2 separate regions of the Homo sapiens genome follow, and region 2 is linked to region 1. Evidence: chromatin loops called from intact Hi-C (ENCODE). Cell type or tissue: heart left ventricle. All regions are shown on one strand.

Evidence for each region. A loop is a pair of places that touch in the nucleus more often than their neighbours do. Peaks named below come from ENCODE experiments on the same cell type or tissue, not always from the same donor. Only the 100,000 strongest peaks of a DNase experiment are listed, where the experiment ranks them.
Region 2: it touches region 1 in a loop (20-fold over the local background); 67 of 110 quality-filtered maps call a loop at or near these places.

What each region holds. Positions count from the first base shown.
Region 1 is chr11:126,435,565-126,438,064 of GRCh38, reverse strand. It overlaps KIRREL3 (kirre like nephrin family adhesion molecule 3), which reads left to right. Exons shown (of 17, transcript NM_032531.4): 12 at 1,056-1,254. Among named protein-coding and RNA genes, the nearest start is that of ST3GAL4, 81 kb to the right of the region's middle. RefSeq lists an enhancer at 576-1,576. In heart left ventricle, no CTCF peak of the experiment used is centred here; no DNase peak of the experiment used is centred here; H3K27ac peaks cover 252 bases.
Region 2 is chr11:127,344,547-127,347,046 of GRCh38, reverse strand. No RefSeq gene overlaps it. Among named protein-coding and RNA genes, the nearest start is that of LINC02712, 75 kb to the right of the region's middle. In heart left ventricle, a CTCF peak has its summit at 996 (motif pointing right); no DNase peak of the experiment used is centred here.

The DNA of each region.
Region 1 (2,500 bases):
TCTGGGATGGAAAGACCCTCTGAGGATGCCCCAGAGTATGTGTGTGTACATGTGTTTGTGGATTGTGTACATGTGTGGTGTGGGTGTGTTACCGTGTACATGTGTCATGGCATGTGTGAACATGTGTATCTGTTGGTAGTGTGTGTACTTGTGTGTGTGAGCACATGGTGTGTGTGTATGTCATAGTGTGTGTACCTGTAAGTACACATGATGGTGTGTATGGCGAATGTGTGTATGTGTTGCAGTGTGTGTTGTGGTATGTACATGTGTGTAAGCATGCTTGTATTGTGTGTTGTATTGTGGCATATGGTGCGTGCATCTTGGTGTGTGTGTGCATGTGTACATGTATTTCGGGGAGTGGCTGTGTGTTGCGTGTAGATGTGGTGTCGTGTCTGCCATGTGTATGTACATGTCTGTATCATGTTTTTAGTGTGAAGTGTGATGTGCATGTACTGTGATGTGTGTATGCATGTTGTGACATGTGCACATATGTGCAGGCATGTGTGCACTGTGATGTGTTGTGTGCTTTGGTGTGTGCATGTGTTGTGATGCATGTTTATGTGTGTTGTGGTACATGTACTTGCATATGCATGTTTGTAGTGTGGTGTGTGTGTACAAACCTGTGTGTATATACATTGGTATGTGTACGTGGTGATGTGTGTGTTATAGTGGGTGCACACTTGTGTGTGTGCAGAGCTGTGTGTACACATTTGTGGTGTGTGTAGTATGTATATAAACGTGTTGGCCATGTGTGGGGAGCTGTGTATAGACGTGTGATGTGTTTGTGTGTTGTGTGTGCACACGTGTACCTGCATGTGGGTGCCGTGTGGGATGCTGTGCATGCCCATGTGTGGTGATGCGTGTTGTGTGTGCACCTGCATGTGTGCATATTTGTGGTGTGTGGCATGTGTGCCTGCATACATACCCGTGTGCACATGTGTTAGTGTGTGGCAGTGAGCATGAACATGAGCAGGACAGTGGCACTGTGACTCTGGTGTGGGCGTGTCCTGGGCCCCTCTGGTGGGGTCTCCTCCTGATTCTGCGCCCCCGGGCAGGCCTGGTCCTGGAAGGAGAACGTTCTGGAGTCGGGCACATCGGGGCGCTATACGGTGGAGACCATCAGCACCGAGGAGGGCGTCATCTCCACCCTGACCATCAGCAACATCGTGCGGGCCGACTTCCAGACCATCTACAACTGCACGGCCTGGAACAGCTTCGGCTCCGACACTGAGATCATCCGGCTCAAGGAGCAAGGTGAGAGCTGCCAGGGCCATGAGGGAACAACGAACGATGGAACCAGAGGGCCCTCTCCTCACCTAGGTCAGGGCGCGGGTGGCTGCAAGGTGGGCCAGGGCCCAAGGACAAGCCACAGTGCTCTTCCTGGCTGACCACACAGCCTAGCCAGCCAGCAGCCTCCTCAGCCAGGCTCTCGCTGAAGCAAGGGGCACGAGCCTCCACCAGGAACCAAGAAAGGGAAGAACACAGCTCAGAGGGGCAGCCCTTGAGGGCGATGCTTCAGTGGGAGGTGACCACAACAGTGAGCAGGCTGGTGGCAGTGACAAGCTGCCCAGTAGCCTCCAGAGGCCCTGGCTTCTGTGCCCTGCCCTCTGCCATGGGCCCTGGTCTGACACCAAAGTGTCATGCCTGGGTGGAGCGTGGGATACACTGGCATGGGTGTGCTGGGAACCTGGCCCAGTCACAGTTAAGATGACAAGCCCATCCAGTTACTCAGACACAAGTCCCACAGAGGGCACCCAGGCTAAAGCTAAGGGGTTAGGCTTGCTTGTCCAGATCCCTAGGGTCGGGGGCTGGGCTCAGATGACCTGCAGACCCAGGAGGCACATGGACCCCTGTACCTCAAAGGCAGCGCTGGGCAAAGCAGCCGGGTGGGTGAGAGGGAGGAGGCAGGAGGAACAAGCCTCACCCCACTGTGCCCCCGTGCGCTGACGTCCCAGCTCCTGGTCAAAGAGGCTCAGATCTCCAGCGTCTGCTCAGAGCTCTCAGGCACAGACAACAGGATGGGGAGCCTTGGAGGGGCACGGAGGGGTGGCTCCAGAAGCCCCACCACAGCCAGCAGCAAGCCGGGTTCTGAGAGGGGCAGTTGATCTTGCCCTTTTGCCAGCAGGGGCTAAGCCATGGTGGACCAGGGATTCGTGCTCAGCTGGGCCTGGGCCTCTGAGGCCCAGGAGGCCTCAGTCCTGACGATCTCTGACACCCTCTTAGGTAAAGGTCCATTCGCAGGCTGTCAGGCCCAGCAAGAGATTCTAGGCCAAGTGGGTGGTCTCAGCTGGGCCCCCAGGCCTCAGTGGGCCACACCAGGATCACACCTATGGGTCAAATCACACAGCATCTCCCAACACCTCTTCCCTAATAGGTGCTGCTTTGCATAATGCTTTGCACATAATTTGCATAATATCATCCACACATCATCCCAAACCTTCCTGGTCCCCTGTTGCCTACCCTCCGTGTCTTCCCCTTGGTGCCCCCATCCCCATGCCCT
Region 2 (2,500 bases), 910 kb before region 1:
CAGTGAATGCTCTAATTGACAAGATTCTGAGGGGTGGGGACACAACCTGGAGGCATAGTTAAAAATCTTGAAGAACAGTCACTCCTGAAAGGCAGAGGTGCCTCTTTTTTTTCTTATTTATGCAGGAATTTAAGTTTAGTAAAGAGAATATATAACACACATACATACACCCCACCCACACATGTATACATACATACAAAAATATACACACATCACATTAAGGAGAAATTGGAAAAAAATGAAAAAGGAATTCCTAAGGTGAGTAACTTGGGGAGAAAGATGAGATGCCCACAGGAGTAAAATAAAAACACAGCAGATTCCTGTTTCTTACAAACGTATGTTCCCATCAGGATTACTGAAGCAGCTAGTGTTCATTTTGGCATTTTCAACTAGAATACTCAAAATTTCAGGGAACAGTAAAACTCTCCAGATTTGTTTAGAAGGAAAAATCATTACACATGAAACAACAAAGCACTTTTAGGGGCTAAGTCTGGAGAAGGGGCTAAGGCATGGTACTGAGCAGGGGGAAGTTTGGTGTGGAAGTCATTTTCTCTACCAATGACTCCAAAACCCAGAAATGTCAATGCAAAAAGATCTCCCAGTTCAAACATGTTGTCTATTGTCTGTGTAAAGACTAAAAACTCCTGAAATTACCCAAGAAGACAAGGAAACTTCATACAACTACGTTCACATCAGATGCATCCCAGTAGCACCATTTTCTCTCTATAATTCTTAGAGTTTCTTATCAGAAACCCTTGCTGCTTTCCAAATCCCTCTGTTTTCTTTCTTCTTGACCTCGGACGCCTCTGGGCATGTGCCCCCAGGAAGAGAAAAATGGCTTGAGCAGAGGCATAAAATGATGCACAAATCTGCCATAAGTTCATCCTAAGTCAACTGAAAGCAGCAGAAGAAATGGCTTGCAAAACAACAACAACAGCAGCAACAAAAAACTAAAAACCAGCAAGATTTTGGTTTTTTCGTCCATGTAGCTTTGGAGCCACCAGATGGCGGTGTTGCAGACCAGCTCTTAGAGCCTCTGGGTGCAGTGGAAATGAGAGAATAGGAAGAATTATTAATATTAAAGCGATGCCTGAAATGTGCTGGTGTTTGCGTCGCTACCAAAACGCCGAATGCATTGCGACTAAGGACAGCAACTTAAAGGCGGGGATGACTTTTCTTCCACAGTTTATTCTGAAACAGCAGGAAGCTACCAGGCAGTTTCATGGGATTAGATTGATTTAACCTCATCAGCCAGATCACTGTGAAAGGAAAGATGTTCCCAGAGACCCAAGTTTACATGATGACTCCAGAGCAAGAGACGAAACCCGATGAAACCAGTAAAAGCCGTCAGAACAAGCTCTCCAGGGCTCCCATCACCACTTTCCTCCATTTCTTTCTTTCCATTGACTGGGTCCCCAAGCCACCTCTCGCTGCAGCCCGTCACCGACGCTGGCAACACACGCACACACTCACATTTTAAAAAGCAAATGTCACAGAATTTCCAACAACCACACTTGCCAGCCAAAGAAAGCGTTCATTGATTTCCTGTTTTGTGAATTGATACAGATAATTTCTGTGGCTTAAGGGGTTCATTAACTCACTCATTTGAAATAATCTGAACATAAGCCGAGTTAAAGTTTTCTCTTGTCCTGTGTCCAGACTCATTTAACTCAATTTTTGAGAGCACAGTGCTAAGGAAACCAAAGCTCAGTGTTCAATATCCACTTGGTTTTACTCTGTTCCACTGATATGCCTCATACTCACAACCCTGGCTATCTATCTAGGACTAAGGTCAGAAAAGGAACTTAAGGGTCAGAAATGAAAAACAGAGTATGGATGGAGAAATACAAATATACTCTAACTACTGGAGAAAAATGGTCCCAAATCAATCTTAGGTTTTGGTTTGAGGTAAAATGGGTAAGCACAATTCACATTGTCTCTCCTGTTGAATGTAGCTGTAAAACCTGTGCAGAAAGGATGGAGCATCTCTTTGAGGACTCTAGTGGTAAAAAATAGCTGGAGGGTTGGAAAAGAAGATACAAATTTAAAGTACCAAGAAACTGGCAGACAATTTCACATTTTTCCTCCTTTCTCTCTCAGTGTAGACACACAGTAGCATAAAACCAGGAGGTGGTCATTAACCTTGGACAGATAACACTTTAGGAGACGCCTGGAAAAAAATAAAACTATCCCTACTCACAGACGACGTAATTCTGTATGTAGAAAAGTCCCAAGAAAACGACAAAGGAGCTCTTGGGATGAATAAATGAGTTTCACAAAGTCAACATACAAAACCAAATTATATTTCTATATAATGGCAATGAAATTTCAGAACTCAAAAAGAAAAGTCTTCAATAGCTTTAAAAGAACACAAAATACTTAGTTATAAAAGTAACATAACTTACACTGTATTTCCAGGTTGAACATTATAAAATTCTGATAAAAGAAATAAAAGAACGTACTAAATGGAGAGACATACAGTGCTCATGGATTAGAAGAC